Regions from separate parts of the Homo sapiens genome. Here region 2 is linked to region 1. A link is an interaction called in ENCODE POLR2A ChIA-PET data of the cell type or tissue named here. Cell type or tissue: Caco-2. All regions are shown on one strand. Links, peaks and the distances in the headings refer to the core of each region. The heading gives the core; the rest is flanking DNA. Region 1 has its middle 53 kb from the start of MCHR1. Region 2 overlaps LOC124905123 (a long non-coding RNA gene).

Evidence for each region. ChIA-PET counts read pairs that join two places held together with the same protein. Peaks named below come from ENCODE experiments on the same cell type or tissue, not always from the same donor. Only the 100,000 strongest peaks of a DNase experiment are listed, where the experiment ranks them.
Region 2: POLR2A ChIA-PET joins it to region 1 with 5 read pairs; 10 of 35 experiments call an interaction of 5 or more read pairs at or near these places.

The regions. Positions count from the first base shown.
Region 1 is chr22:40,727,823-40,736,152 of GRCh38, forward strand. No RefSeq gene overlaps it. Among named protein-coding and RNA genes, the nearest start is that of MCHR1, 53 kb to the left of the region's middle. RefSeq lists enhancers at 199-923, 924-1,647, 975-1,054, 1,125-1,174 and a silencer at 3,493-3,651. In Caco-2, for the core only: no CTCF peak of the experiment used is centred there; DNase peaks (open chromatin) are centred at 1,199 and 5,059.
Region 2 is chr22:40,658,876-40,667,205 of GRCh38, forward strand. It overlaps LOC124905123 (a long non-coding RNA gene), which reads right to left. Exons shown (of 3, transcript XR_007068110.1): 3 at 718-2,090. Among named protein-coding and RNA genes, the nearest start is that of MCHR1, 16 kb to the right of the region's middle. RefSeq lists an enhancer at 5,944-6,459. In Caco-2, for the core only: no CTCF peak of the experiment used is centred there; no DNase peak of the experiment used is centred there.

The DNA.
Region 1 (8,330 bases), core at 60-8,059:
ATATGCCAGACACAATTCTAAACACTTACATGACGGTCTCATTTAATACCAATGCAAAAATTCTACAGATGAAGAAATGGGGACTCAGAGAGATTAAGTAGTTTGCTTAAGGTCACACAACTAGGAAATGACCAAATTGGCATTTAAATGAGACAGGCTGGCTGAAGCCTGGACTGCCTCTGCCTTTTTTTTTTTTTTTTTTTTTTTTGAATCAGGGTCTCACTCTGTCACCCAGGTGATCACGGCTCACTGCAGGCTCGAACTCCCAGGCTCAGGTGATCCTCCCACTTTGGCCTCCCAAGTAGCTGGGACTACAGGAGGGCCACAATGCCTGGCTAATTTTTTTTTTTTTTTTTGAGATGGGGTTTTGCTATGTTGCCCGGTCTGGTCTCGAACTCCTGGGGTCAAGTGATCTGTCCACCTCGGCCTCCCAAATTGCTAGGATTACAGACATGAGCCACCGTGTGCAGCCTGCCTCTGTCCTTCTGAAAAAAAGGTAATGGCAAAGGCATGGGGGAAAAGTTAAACATGTTAAAGAAAAGGCTGTAGATATTTCCATATGCATGTCGATTCATGTAGTAGCTTCCTAGCACTTCGGTAACAACCATAACCCAGCGGCGTTGGTGGTACAGTAGCGAGCATAGCTGCCTTCCAAATAATCATAACTTTGGTGGGATTTTTTGTTGTTTTTTTTCTGAAACAGGGTTTCGCTCTTGTAGCCCAGGCTGGAGTGCAGTGGTGTGATCTCGGCTCACTGCAACCTCCTCCTCCCAGGTTCAAGCGATTCTCCTGCCTCAGCCAGTCGAGTAGCTGGGATCACAGCTGCCTGCCACCACACTCAGCTAATTTTTGTATTTTTAGTAGAGATGGGGTTTCACCATGTTAGCCAGGATGGTCTCGAACGACTGGCTTCAGGTGATCCACCCTGTTGGGGTGATCAGACCCAACACCAGGCTGTGGGGGCAACGAAGTCCGGGGGAGTCAAAGGAATGAGACAAGACAAGTTAAGAGTGAAAGTGGGACCGCAGGCCAACGCTAGTATGGAGGCTGCGAAGGCCCTGAGCGCTGGGAGCCCGAGCTGTTTATTGGTGATCAAAGAAGCAGGTGGTGAGGATGTGGGGGTTGAAAGGAAGCAGTGCATCAAGCGCATGATCTATGGCCGTGACGGTTTAGCATTTTGTTTGAAGCATATGGAACATGTTCTGCTACTTGAGATAATGGGAGTGATAGAAGCAAGGAGCCTGCAAGTCTAGACACATTCCAGAGGTCACGAGGGTTTTTATGCCCTGAGCCCTGGATTCCATCCAAGCCACGAGAGCTTTTATGCCCTGGGTTTAGATTGTGGTGTGGCGGGGCAGCCTTCCACCCTTTAGCACAGAGCTTGGTGTTCCAAAGGCCACGAGGGGTTTTAGACCCTGGACCCCAGACATGTTCCAAGACTCTTTTACATTATGTCAGACATGCAAGCCCTGCCTCAGCTTTTTTCCCAACACTCAGCTTTTACCCAACATACCCGCCTCGGCCTCGGCCTCCCAAAAGTGCTGGGATTACAGGTGGGACCCACCGTGCCCAGCCCCACTTCAGTGGTTTAAAAGAGCAGATATTTTCTCTCACACAGTTCTGGAGGCTGGAAGTCTGCAATCCAGGTGTCAGCAGGGATATGCCTTAGGGGAGGAGCCTTCCCTGCCTCTCCCAGCTTCTGGTGGCGCCAGGTGTCCCTTGGCTTGTGGCTGCATCACTCTCATCTCCATCTCCATCTTTACATGGGCTTCTGCTCTGTGCGCCTCTCCTCCATGTGTCTCTTATAAAAATATTTGTCATTGGATATAGGGCCCACCTGTATAATCCAGGGTGATCTCAAGATCCTTAACTAGATCTAAAAGGACAACCTTGGGAGGCATGGTGGCTCACACCTATAATCCCAGCACTTTTGGAGGCCAAGGGATCGCTTGAGCCTAAGAGTTTGAGACCAGCTTGGCTAACAGTGAGACCTCAACTCTATTTTATTTAAAAAAATAAAATAGGGCCAGCCATGGTGGCTCACATCTGTAATCCCAGCACTTTGGGAGGCCGAGGCAGGTGGATCACAAGGTCAGGAGATCAAGACCATCCTGGCTACATGGTGAAACCCCGTCTCTACTAACAAATACAAAAAAATTAGCTGGGTGTGGTGGCGGGCACCTCTAGTCCCAGCTACTCGGGAGGCTGAGGCAGGAGAATGGCATGAACCCAGGAGGCAGAGCTTGCAGTGAGCCGAGATCACCCCACTGCACTACAGCCTGGGCAACAGAGCAAGACTCCGTCTCAAAAATAATAATAAAATAAATAAAATAAATACAATCTCTCCTTATACACAGTTTAATACAATCTGTCCTTACACGCAGTTTAATGGCTACTACTGCTTTCATTCTAACAACTGTAAGACTCTCAACATCTTCTGAAAACTTGGCTGAAAAGTGATATTCTTTCTTTCTTTATTTTTGATAGGATCTCTCTTTGTTGCTCAGGCTGGAGTGCAGTGACACGATCTTGGCTTATTGCAGCCATGATTTCCAGGGCTCAAGTAATCTTCCCACCTCAGCCTCCCGAATAGCTGGGACTATAGGAACACCACCAGGCCTGGCTAATTTTTGTATTTTTTTTGTAGAGATGGGGGTCTCACTATGTTGCCCAAGCTAGTCTTGAACTCTTGGGTTCAAGCGATCCTCCCGCTTCGGCCTCCCAAAGTGCTGGGATTACAGGCATGAACCACAGCACCTGGCTGAAAAGTGATATTTAATATATTAATTTCTGTTTTCTCCATTGTATCAATGAGAAAATTAATTATCTTCAGGACCACTGGATCCTCACCCCCTCGTCATTTTCTCTGTCAGAGGCAAGTCAAGAACTCTGCTACCACTGGGGCAGGATCCAGTCCTGGGGTTGGTGGGGTGGAGTTTGCCTGCAACAAGAAGTTGTGATTTTTTATAAAATTGCAGAATCTATTGTTATAGGAGGAGCTTTGCTTTAATGGTTTTTCAGTTTGTCCCTTTACTTACCATAGGGATTCCTTCTGTTGCCAGTCCCTTGGGGGCAGGGACTGTGTCTTCCTCCCTGTATTCTGAGCCCTGCATAGGGCCTGGCCCTTGCATAGGTGTTCAATCAATGTGTCAAATACATGAGTGAATGGACAAGCACACCTTTTCTTTTCTTTCTTTTTTTTTTTTTTTCTTGAGATGGAGCCTCGCTCTGTCGCCCAGGCTGGAGTGTGGTGGTGTGATCTCGGCTCACTGCAAGCGCCGCCTCCCCGGTTCACGCCATTCTCCTGCCTCAGCCTCCCGAATAGCTGAGACTACAGGCGCCCACTACCATGCCCAGCTTTTTTTTTTTTTTTTTGTATTTTTAGTAGAGACGGGGTTTCACCGCGTTAGCCAGGATGGTCTCGATCTCCTGACCTCGTGATCCACCTGCCTCGGCCTCCCAAACCTGCTGGGATTACAGGCATGAGCCACTGCACCTGGCTTTTTTTTTTTTTTTTTTTTTGAGACGGAGCCTTGCTCTTGTTGCCCAGGCTGGAATGTGTGATCTCAGCTTACCGCAACCCCTGCCTCCCGAGTTCAAGCAATTCTCCTGCCTCAGCCTCCCGAGTAGCTGGGATTACAGGCATGTGCCACCATGACTGGCTAATTTTGTATTTTTGGTAGAGATGGGATTTCTCTGTCTTGGCCAGGCTGGTCTCGAACTCCTGACCTCAGGTGATCCGCCTACCTCGGCCTCCCAAAGTGCTGAGATTACAGGCGTGAGCCACCACATCTGGCCTCGAGCACACCTTTTCTGGTGCACGTAAAACTAGGTCGGGTTCTTAGGGACTGAGTCACCTGACTAACACTAATCAAATACACACAAACAAAACCACAAACTGCTCTGTCAAGCAGGATGTCAGCAGTTTCCTTTGCATGAAGGAGGGTGGGGAGGGGGTGTTGTAAGGTGGGTCTCCAGAATGATGGAATAGGGTCGCTGTCGGGAAGAGGCTGAAAACATTACTGTGATATTTTGTCTTATAAAATTCTTTTTGGTTTTTTTTTTAGAGACAGGGTCTTGCTCTGTCACTCAGGCTGGAGTGCGGTGGTATGATTATGGCTCACTGCAGCCTCGACCTCCTGGGCTCAAGTGATTCTCCTACTTCAGCCTCTTGAGTAGCTGGGACTATAGGCGAATACCACCGTGCCTGGACTTTTAAAATGTTTTGTGGGCCAGGCGCGGTGGCTCACACCTTTAATCCCAGCACTTTGGGAGGCTGAGGCGGGAGAATCACGAGGTCAGGAGTTTAAGACCAGCCTGGCCAGCATGGTGAAACCCCGTCTCTACTAAAAATACAAAAAATTAGCTGGGCGTAGTGGCGGGCGCCTGTAATCCCAGCTACTCAGGAGGCTGAGGCAGAGGTTGCAGTAAGCTGAGATCGTGCCACTGCACTCCAGCCTGGGCAACAGAGTGAGACTGTCTCAAAAAAAAAAAAAAACGTTTTGTGGAGATGCAGTCTCATTATGTTGCCCAGGCTAGTCTTGAACACCTGGTCTCAAGAGATCCTCTCGCCTTGGCCTCCAGAAGGGCTGGGATTCAAGGTGTGAGCCACCACACCTGGCCTGGTTTATAGGATTCTTGTATAAATTCTCTGTGGGCCGAGCCTAGACTAGAATATTGCCCAACTTCCTTTGCACAGCAAAATGGATTTCATAGGATCAATTAAGAGTATTTGGACCAAACAACTATCTCTCTTACTTTGTTAGCCTGGATTGCAGGAGTCACAATTACTTACAAGTCAAAAAGATGAGGAGAGGGCTGTGGCAGTTGTGGTCTCAGGCCTGCAGCAGCCTTTTGCAATATTGAGTTACCCTGCGGGCTTTGTGAACTTGGAATCACAGACTCCTCCGAGGTTGTGCCTCAGCCTCCCCAAAACGTGAGAGGCGAGGGCAGAGCCTACTTACCTTTCACCTCCTAGCACCTGAGCCGGAGCACCTGGTTCACAGTAAGCACTCAATCTGTGTGTGCTGAATAAACAAGAAACTGCCTGTTCCTGCCTCGGGGCAGGACGCACCGCCCTAGTGACTGTAATACTCTCCTCCACCAGATTTGGCAGCTCCCCTCCCTTACACAGCCCTGGGGAATTACTGCTCTTTTCTTTCTTTGGTGTCCTTTCTCTAAAGTGCAAATAGTTCCTTCTGGACACACGGTCTGTCTGCAGCCTGCCAGTATCATTCACCCTTGCTTGCTTTTACCTTCTGTTTTGTCTTCCTGAGACAACATTCTTGTAACAATTCCAGCAAAGTCAAACTTTTTTTTCTTTATTATTACTTTTTTTAATCCACTCTTGCACTCTCACCCTTTACTCTCTCTCTCTTTTTCATTTCTTTTCTTTTCTTTTTTTTTTTTTGAGACAGGGTCTTTTTGTCACTCAGACTGGAGTGCAGTGGCATGATCTCCACTCACGGCAGCCTCAATTTCCTGGACTCAAGCGATCCTACCGCCTCAGCCTCCGGAGCAGCCAGGACTACAGGCGCTCAGCACCACGTCCGGCTAATTTTTGTATTTTTTGTAGAGATGGGGTTTCGCTATGTTGGCCAGGCTGGTCTTGAACTGCTCACCTCAGGTGATCCACCCGCCTCAGCCTCCCAAAGTGCTAGGATTATAGTTGTGAGCCACCCTGTCTGGCCTCTTTATTTTATTTTACTTATTTCTTTTCCTAATCTCGAGGACCTGTGAAACAAAATCCTACTCTGATTTAGAAGATACCAGGTCCTGCTGGGCGTGGTGGCTCATGCCTGTAATCTCAGCACTTTGGGAGGCCGAGGTGGGAGGATCACTTGAGATCAGGAGTTCAAGATCAGCCTGGCCAACACGGCGAAACCCCATCTCTACTAAAAATACAAAAATTAGCCAGGCGTGATGGCATGTGCTTGTAATCCCAGCTACACAGGAGGCTGAGGCAGGAGAATCGCTTCAACCTGGGAGGCGGAGGTTGCAGTGAGCCGAGACTGCACCACTGCACTCCAGCCTGGGTGACAGAATGAGACCCTGTCTCAAAAATAAAAATAAAAAATCTCCTGAGTTTTACATCTAATGATACAGAAGGGCAAAAGACACAGTTGGGGCAGTAGGGGAAGGGGAACCATCTTTCAGTTATTTCAGCAATGTCCCCAGGTATTTTGAACCACAGTGAAGAAGAAAGAAATCAACAAAGTCAGCGCTACCCCTGCCACACCATTGGCTACACAAGGTTACAGTTTCTATAGCTACAAGCCTGTCTCTTAGGGAACGCAACATACCACAGAGTGGCCTCCCTAGAAAGGCCACTTAGTCATGTGAAATGTAGATCTCTGCTGAAACAGAGATGTTTTCCCTTGGAATTTACAGTTAATAAAGTGACACTCAGTAGTGTGAACGTGACAGAACGGGATACAATAAGAGAATGAATCTGCTTCCCTCAGATGGAAATAAACAGGCTGGACTGTGATGACAGCCAATAGAAAACACAAAGCCTGGCCAGGCGCCGTGGCTCACACCTGTAATCCCAGCACTTTGGGACACCGAGGCAGGCAGATCACGAGGTCAGGAGTTCAAGACCAGCCTGACCAACATGGTGAAACCCTGTCTCTACTAAAAATACAAAACTTGACCAGGCATGGTGGCGCACACCTGTAATCCCAGCTACTAGGGAGGCTGAGGTGGGAGAATAAACCCGGGAGGCGGAGCTTGCAGTGAGCCGAGATCGTGCCAGTGCACTCCAGCCTGGGCAACACAGTGAGGCTCCATCTCAAAAAAAAAAAAAAAAAAAACGAAAACACAAAGCAATTATCTGTTCATTGTGATACGATGTCAGCTGTTGGACCTGGCGTGCTTCCAGAATGAGCTTGGAGATATGCTGGAGGATTACAAAACAAAACCCCTTACAGATCAGGACTCAGAGCAACAGATTTTTGTTACACGATCAAACGATAAGAATACCATTACTATACCATAATATATTCTCATTTCTCTTGCACTTTCTTGCATATTATTGAATTTATTTATTTAAAAACATATATATATATATACAGAGAGAGAGAGACAGATGGAGTCTCACTCTGTTGCCCAGGCTGGAGTGTAGTGGCGAGATCTTGGCTCACTGCAACCTCCACCTCCTGGGTTCAAGCAATTCTTCTGTCTCAGCCTCCCGAGTAGCTGGGACTACAGGCGTGTGCCACCACACCCAGCTAATTTTTGTATTTTTAGTAGAGACAGGGTTTTACCACACTGGCCAGGCTGGTCTCAAACTCCTGACCTTGTGATCCGCTCGTCTTGGCCTCCCAAGGTGCTGGAATTACAAGCATGAGCCACCGCGCCTGGCTATTTATTTTTAATTTCTTTAAATTTAATTGAATCCTCTAACATCCTTCCAAGATTGTTACGTAAAACACCCACTGTATAGGAGAGAAAACTAGGCCAGATGTGGGGGCTCATGCCTGTAATTGCAGCACTTTGGGAGGCTGAGGCAGGAGGATCACTTGAGCCCATGAGTTCAAGACCAACTTGGGCAATAAAGTGAGACCCTATCTCTACAGAAAAAAGTTAGCCGGGTGTGGTGGCACATACATGTAGTCCTAGCTACTCAGGAGGCTGAGATGGGAGGATCACTTGAGCCCAAGAGTTCAAGGTGCAGTGAGCTGTGATTGCACCACTGCACTCCAGCCCAGGTGACAGAGCAAGACCCTGTCTCAAAAAACAAACAGATTAAAAAAGCAACAGAAAAAAAAAAAGAAGAGAAAACAAGCTTCAAAGATGTGACACAATTGCCAAAAGCCACCAGACAGTCAAGTAAAGAACGAAGGAAACAACTAAATAGGACTTGACCCCAGGTCTCCTGAGGCCACACCCAGGGAGCTTGCTACTTGAACCAGTGATGATTTAAAAAAATAACTCGGCCGGGCTCAGTGGCTCACGCCTGTAATCCCAGCACTTTGGGAGGCCAAGGCAGGCAGATCACATTCAAGACCATCGTGGCCAAGATGGTGAAACCCCGTCTCTACTAAAAATGCAAAAAAATAGCCGGGCGTGGTAGCACGCACCTGTAGTCCCAGCTACTCAGGAGGCTGAGGCAGGAGAATCGCTTGAACCCGGAAGGCGGAGATTGCAGTGAGCCGAGATCGCACCACTGCACTCCAGCCTGGGTGACAGAGCGCGACTCTGACTCAAAAAAAAAAAAAAAAAAAAAAAAAAACAACTCACATTCCTCTCTGAACGCTTGGAAGAGCAACTTGGATGAAATTATTACACCCAAGCAAAGATCTTGGGTGTAATCACAGAGCTCACATGGA
Region 2 (8,330 bases), core at 293-8,292, 69 kb before region 1:
TCTCAACTCGGCCTCCCAAAGATTTGGAATTACAGGCGTGAGCCACCACACCCCGCCTGTTCTTTACTTTGTAGGATAAATCGGGACGTGTTCAGAACACTGGACCCCAAAACCTTTACTGAGAAATTGGGCCTTTGTGTTTTCATGACATTTCTGTCACATTTAGGATACCTACACTTTTCTGCTTCCCAGGCCCTAGGAGCATAATGTTGTCAGTAGAGTGGAATAGCATTGTGTTTTGTGTAATGAGGATGTGCTAAAGTCTGAGGTTTGGAGAACTGGCAGAAGAGTTAATGGAGTCCCGAGGCAAGATGGTAAAGGTGTATTGATGACTCTGATGCATGAAAGCAGGGTGTCTGACCTCTTCTTCTTGAAATAGAGAAATAGCATTTGTCAGCTCAGTAACTGCATACCAGGTGTGGGAGACTGTGTTTATTTTCTCCCGCAATGAGAACATATCTGAAACAGCAGCTGCAGTTGGCGTTGTCACATAATTAAGTTTATGGTAATTCACTGTCATTCTCTCAGAGACCCATCTGCCATCTTCACTGGCCAAACTGAAGAATGAAGGGGAAATTGATAAAATCACCACCCCAGAATTTTTCAAGGCCGTGATGATATTATTAATCGCTTCAGTTGCCCAGGAGTTTCAGCGTTGCTTTTGGTTTATGTGTTAGGCTGTTTTTGTGTTGCTGTTAAGGAATAACTGAGACTGGGTAATTTATAAAGAAAAGAGGTTTAATTGGCTCATGGTTCTGCAGGCTGTAGAGGAAGTATGTTGCTGATATCTGCTTGGTTTCTGCTGAGGCCTCAGAAAGCTTGCAATCATGGCAGAAGGTAAAGGGGGAGCAGGCACGTCACATGGCAAGAGTGGGAGCAAGAGAGAGGGAGGAGGTCCCAGACTTTTTTTTTTTTTTTTTTTTTTGGAGACAGAGTCACACTCTGTCGCTCAGGCTGGAGTGCAGTGGCGCGATCTTGACTCACTGCAACCTCCGCCTCTTGGGTTCAAGTGATTCTCCTGCCTTAGCCTCCCGAGTAGCTGGGACTATAGGTGTGTGCCATCACACCCAGCTGATTTTTTGTATTTATTTATTTATTTATTTATGAGATGGAGTCTTGCACGGTCACCCAGGCTGGAGTGCAGTAGCGTGATCTTGGCTCACTGCAAGCTCTACCTCCCAGGTTCAAGTGATTCTCCTGCCTCAGCTTCCTGAGTAGCTGGGACTACAGGCGCCTGCCACCATGCCCGGCTAATTTTTTGTGCTTTTTAGTAGAGACAGGGTTTCACCATGTTAGCCAAGATGGTCTCGATCTCCTGACCTTGTGTTCCACCCGTCTCGGCCTCCCAATGTGCTGGGATTACAGGTGTGAGCCACTGCGCCCAGCCTAATTTTTTGTATTTTAATAGAGATGGGGTTTCACCATGTTGCCCAGGGTGATCTCGAACTCCTGAGCTTAGGCAATCCGCCCACCTCGTCTTCCCAAAATGCTAGGATTACAAGTGTGAGCCACCGCACCTGGCCAAGGTCCCAGACTTTTAAACAAGCAGCTCTCATGTGAAGTAACTGAGTGAGAAGTCACTCATCACCAAGGGGATAGTGCTAAACCATTCATAAGGGATCTGCCGCCATGATCCGATCACCTCCCAGCAGGCCCCACCTCCGAGACCGGGAGACACATTTCAGAATGAAACGGCGTACGTCTGTAGTCCCAGCCACTAGGGACAGGGAGCTGGGGTGGGACTGAGGCAGGAGAATGGCTTGAACCTGGGAGGCAGACGTTGGAGTGAGCCGAGATCGTGCCACTGCACTCCATCCTGGGCAACAGAGCAAGACCCCATCTAAAAAAACACAAAAAACATTTTAGTGGCTCCCAGTTGCTTTCAAAATAAATAACCCCTTAACAGAGTTTGTAGTAAACATTGTATTTTTTTTGGTTGCTCATAAGTTGATCCCCCAGAAAACCAAGACTTTGAGAAATTCACTGGGAAGGGAAATACCGGTGCCTCTGAACAGTCCCTGGTGAGAGCTGCCAGCGGGGACGGCAGCAGCTGAAGTGGGCTTCCTCATTTCACTGGGGATGTGTAGAGCCTGCAGTGATAGAAAGCAAGTTGCAGCACTTACTTAATTTCTGGAGGAGAGTGAATGTGGTTATTGTAATAGGCAGGGCCAGTGGAGTTACCCAGATGGTCTGATCTGCAGAGATTGATTTGGCTAATTGACCATGGAGTCTGTGGAACCAAAATATATAAACAGCACATCCACTAAGTTGCTACTTGATGTGTGTACGTGAAAAACTTCAGGCTTGGTCAACAGAGATCTGACTTTAGCCACCGTGATTGAGAGCACAGTCTCTCACCCAATTTCCAAACCTGAGTCAGCCCTTGTTCCAGAAGTCCTGGAAGAAGTAAAAGCTGGATACCTGCAAGAAAGGACCCTGCAATTCCACAAGTACGGGCTGGGAATCTGCCTCTAGCCTTCCCCAGGAGTATCTGAGACCATCTACCAGGGAACTATACACAATGAAAAGATTAATACCAGACCTTTGATTTTTGTTTCCTCTTTTTTGAGAGGGAGTCTCGCTCTGTTGCCCAGGATGGAGTGCAGTGGCCTGATCTCGGCTCACTGCAACCTCTGCCTTCCAGGTTCAAGCAATTATCCTGCCTCAGCCTCCTCAGTAGCTGGGATTACAGGTGCCCACCACCACACCTGGCTAATTTTTGTATTTTTAGTAGAGACAGCGTTTCACCATGTTGGCCAGGCTGGTCTCAAACTCCTGACCTCAGGTGACCCTCCCGCCTCAGCCTCCCAAAGTCCTGGGATTATAGACGTGAGCCACCACGCCCGGCCTAGTATGGTAATTCTGTATTTAGTTTTTGGAGGAACCTTGCCTCAGCTTTTAAACTGGGATTGCACTCTTCTTGGGGTGGTTCCCAGTCACTGACTAGGCAGAGCTGTGGTACAGGGCCCAGCCATTTCTGCCTAATGTTGGACTGCTTTCCTCTGAAGCTTCCTGCTGGGCTGGCACTTTGCTTGGAAGGAGAAACAGCCAGATGTGCAATTATATACTGATTCATGGGCTGTAGTCCATGGATTGGCGGGTGGTGAGGGACTTGGAAGAAACATGATTGGAAAATTGGTGGCAAAGAAATTTGGGAAAGATGTATGTGGATAGACTGCTCGGAGTGGGCCGAAGATGTGAAGATATTTGTGTCCCATGTGAATGCTCACTAAAGGGTGCCCTCAGCAGAGGAGAATTTTAATAATCAAGTGCATAGGATGAACCATTCTGTGGATACCAGTCAGCCCCTTTCCCTAGCTACCCCTGTCATTCTCCAGTGGGCTCATGAACAAAGTGACCATGGTGACAGGGATGGAGGTTAAGCATGGGCTCAGCAACATGGGCTCCACTCACCAAGGTCAACCTGGCTATGGCCACCACTCAGTGCCCAATCTGCCAGCAGCCAAGACCTACAGGGAGCCCCCACTAGGACGCCATTCCCCAGTGTGGTCAGCCAGCTACGTGGTGGCAGGTTGATTACGCTGGACGACTTCCATCATAGAAGGGGTAGGGTTTTGTCCTTATTGGAACACACACTTACTCTGAATAAGGACTTACCTGCCCTGCACGCAATGCTTCTGGCAAAACTAGCATGTGTGGGCTTGTGGGATGTCTTATCCACCATTATGGTATTCTACACAGCATTGCTTCTGACCAAGGAACCCACTTGACAGTCAAATAAGTAAGGTAGTGGGCTCATGCTCATGGAATTCGCTGGTGCTACCATGTCCCCCACCATCCTGAAGCAGCTGGCTTAATAGAATGGTGGAATGGCCTTTTGAAGTTGCAGTTGCAGCACTGGGTAGGTGGCAATACTTTGCAGGATTCATTAATTATTAATTTATTTATTAATTTAAGATTTTTTTTCAATGATCAAAAAGTTGAAATGAGGCCGGGCGCAGTGGCTCATACCTGTAATCCCAGCATTTTGGGAGGCTGAGGCGGGGGGATCACCTGAGGTCAGGAGTTCAAGACTAGCCTGGCAAACATGGTGAAACCCCATCTCTACTAAGAATACAAAAATTAGGCTGGGCGCGGTGGCTCACGCCTATAATCTCAGCACTTTGGGAGGCTGAGGCAGGGGGATCACAAGGTCAAGAGATCAAGACCATGCTGGCCAACATGGTAAAACCCCGTCTCTATTAAAAATACTAAAATTAGCTGGGTGTGGTGGTGCGCACCTGTAGTCCCAGCTACTTGGGAGGCTGAGACAGGAGAATCACTTGAACCCAGGAGGCGGAGGTTGCAATGAACCGAGATCACGCCACTGCACTCCAGCCTGGGCAAAAGAGCAAAACTCTATCTAAAAAAAAAAAAAAAAAAAAAAAAAGTTGGCTGGCTGCGGTGGCTCACACCTCTAATCCCAGCACATTGGGAGACTGAGGCAGGAGGATCACCTGAGGCCAGGAGACCAGCCTGGCCAATATGGTGAAAGCCCGTCTCTACTAAAAATACAAAAATTAGCCAGGCGTGGTGGCAGGCGCCTGTAATCCAGCTACTCCGGAGGCCGAGACAGGAGAATCACTTGAACAGGGAAGGCAGAGGCTGCAGTGAGCCAAGATTGCGCCACTGCATTCCAGCTTGTGTGACAGAGTGAGACTGCATATCAAAAAAAAAAAAATGTTGAAATATATGGATGGTTTTTTGGTTTGCTTTTGTTTTTGAGACCAAGCCTCACTCTGCTGCCCAGCCTGCAGTGCAGTGGCACGATCATGACTCGTTGCAGCCCTGAACTCCTGGGCTCAAGGGATTCTCCTGCCTTAGCCTCTTAAGTAGCTGGGACTACAGGCACATACCACCATGCCTGGCTAATTTTTTAATTATTCGTTTGTAGAGACGGGGGTCTTACTATATTGCTCAGGCTGGTCTTGAACTCCTGGGCTCCAGTGAGCTTCCCGCCTCAGCCTCCCAAAGTGCTGGGATTACAGGCATGAGCCACCAAGCCCAGCCTAAGAATTGTGAATTTTACATCATACTATTCAAGTTACGGAATAATCACAGTAAATATCACTCAAGAACTTTACCTCCTCTTCTGGGAGACCGGATTAGTGTGTTTTCAGTTGTGCACAGGGTAATTGTTTCATTTAGGCAGAATTATGACCTTGTCACTGTCTTTACTTGAGGAGATTAAGTATGGTTTAAGGAGATGTTTATGGATGCCAAGCTGACAAGGAGTGGACTTGCCATGGGTAGTATTAGGTGTCAACTTGACTGGATTGAGGGATGCCTAGTTGGCTGGTGAAACATTGTTGCTGGATGCGCCTGTGAGGGTGTTTTCAGAGGAGTTTTTTTTTTTTTTTTTTTTTTTTTTTTTGAGACAGAGTCTCCCTGTGTCTCCAGGTTGGAGTGCAATGGCATGATCTTGGCTCACTGCAACCTTTGCCTCCTGGATTCAAGTGATTCTCATGTCTCAGCCTCCCAAGTAGCTGGGATTACAGGTGCCTGCTACCATGCCTGGCTAGTTTTTTTTTTTTTTTTTTTGAGACAGAGTCTCACTCTGTCGCCCAGGCTGGTGTGCAGTGGCACGATCTCAGCTCACTGCAAGCTCTGTCTCCCGGGTTCACGCCATTCTCCTGCCTCAGCCTCCCGAGTAGCTGGAACTACAGGCGCCCGCCACCACGCCCGGCTAATTTTTTTGTATTTTTAGTAGAGACGGGGTTTCACCATGTTAGCCAGCATGGTCTCTATCTCCTGACCTGATCCACCCGCCTTGGCCTCCCAAAGTGCTGGGATTACAGGCGTGAGCCACCGCGCCCAGCGCCTGGCTAGTTTTTGTATTTTTAGTAAAGATGGGGTTTCACCATGTTGGTCAGGCTGGTCTCAACCTCCTGACCTCAGGTGATCCACCCCCCGCGGCCTCCCAAAGTGCTGGATTACAGGCGTGAGCCATGGCGTCCAGCCCAGAGGAGATTGATGTATGCTTCAGTGGACTGAGAGAGGAAGACCCGCCCTCAGTGTGGGTGGGCACCATCCCATCTGCTGCCCACCCCCGACCCCATTCCACCACTAGGACAAAGCAGGCAGAAGAGTGGGGATACTCAGCTCATGCTCTCCCTCCTGGAGCTGGCTGCCTCTATCTCCTCCTGCCCTTGGAAAACAAGACTCCAGGTTCTTCAGCTCTTGGAATCTGGAACTTGCACCAGCAGCCTCGTGGGGGCTCTGAGGCCTTTGGTCTCAGACTGGAGGCTGCACTGTTTGCTTGGCTGGTTCTGAGTCTGTTAAATTTGGACTGAGCCTCAGTACTGGCTTCTCTGGTTCTCCAGCTTGCAGACAGCCCCTTGTAGGACTTTGCCTCTGTAATTGCGTGACCCAGTTCCCTCTAATAAATCCCCTTTCATATATATCTTATTGCCTCTGTCCCTCTGGAGAAACCCTGACTAATACAGACACTTATGTTAACTCCATAACTTGGCTATTGTGAGTAATGCTGCAATAAACATGGGATACAGATATCTTCTTGAGATACTGATTTCATTTTCTTTGGATATAGACTCAGAAGTGGGATTGCTGAATAATATGGTAATTCTATTTTTGGATTTTGGAGAAGCCTTGTTTCAGCTTCTGAGCTGGGATCACACGCTTCTTGGGTTGGTTCCCAGCCACCGACTAGGCAGGGCTGTGGTGCCAGGGCCTGGCCACTTCTGCCTAATGTTGGACTGCCTTGCTCTGGGGCTTCCCACTGGGCTGGCAGAGCCCTTGTCAGGTCAGCATCACAATCTCTGGACCCCTTCCCGATGTGCTTCCCTTCTTCCTTGGCCAGCGCTCACCCCACAGACACATTTGGTACTCCTCTCTCCACCCCAGCATCTGCTCCCAGAAAACCCAACCTGTGGCACTTCACTTCATCTATTAAATGAGATGAGAAAGAAAAGCAACTTTTCAGCCAGGCATGGTGGCTCACACCTGTAATCCCAGCACTTTGGGAGGCTGAGACGTGTGGATCATTTGAGGTCAGGAGTTCAAGACCAGTCTACCAATATGGTGAAACCCCATCTCTACTAAAAATACAAACAGTTAGCCGGGTGTTGGCCGGGCACAGTAGCTCATGCCTGTAATCCCAACACTTTGGGAGGCTGAGGCGGGTGGATCACCTGAGGTCAGGAGTTCAAGACCAGCCTGGCCAACATGGTGAAACCCTGTCTCTACTAAAAATACAAAAATTAGCCAGGAGTGGTGGTGCGTGCCTGTAATCTCAGCTACTTGGGAGGCTGAGGCAGGAGAATCACTGAACCCAGAAGGCGGAGGTTGCAGTGAGCCGAGATTGTGCCACTGCACTCCAGTCTGGGCAACAGAGCCAAATAAATAAATAAATAAAAACCACACAATTAGCCGGGCATGGTGGTAGGTACTTGTAGTCCCAGCTTACATGGGAGGCTGGGGCAGGAGAATTACTTGAACCCGGGAAGCAGAAGTTGCAGTGAGGTGAGATCATGCCACTGCATTCCAGCCTGGGCAACAGAGTGAGACCCTGTTTCCAAAAAAAAAAAAAGAAAAGCAACTTTTCATCCTGTTTTCTTTAAAAACTTGAGCCTCTCCTTGGTTCTCTGGAGCACTTCCCAGTGTTTTCCGGGCTGTGAGCCCTCTTTAAATTATCAGGCCCAGAAAGGCATGGAAATGTGACAGCAGTCACGTCTCACTCCCCCTCCAGCTAAGTAATCAGCTCTGGAAGCCACTTGCTGTGTGGGCTCTAGACTGACTGATGCCAAGTAGCCATAAAACACCACACAATGGACACTGTAATTCACTTGCTATAACTCAACAGTGTACAGCTAGTCACTAATCAGTGTTATTTCTTTAACCCAGTGAGCATCCTTGAAACTCAACTTTTGTAATCGCCCCCTCTCCTGATTAATCCTCTTTAAAAACTCAAGCCTCTCTTTGAGCACTTCTCAGTGTTTTCCAAGCTATAATCCTCAACCGTGGCCCAAATCACTCTCTATATTAATTTTGTCTCAGTTTCCTTATCTGGATTGACAGAGGATAACAAAATACCTAGTTGTTGACCAGGCACAGTGGCTCATGCCTGTAATCCCAGCACTTTGGGAGGTGGAGGTGGGTAGATCACTTGAGGCTAGGAGTTCAAGACCAGCCTGACCAACATGGTGAAACCCTGTCTCTACTAAAAATACAAAAATTAACCGGGTGTGTTGGTGCACACTAGTAATCCTAGCTACTTGGAAGGCAGAGGCAGGAGAATTGCATGAACACAGGAGGCAGAGGTTACAGTGAGCTGAGATCGTGCCTCTGCACTCCAGCCTGGGCAATAGAGT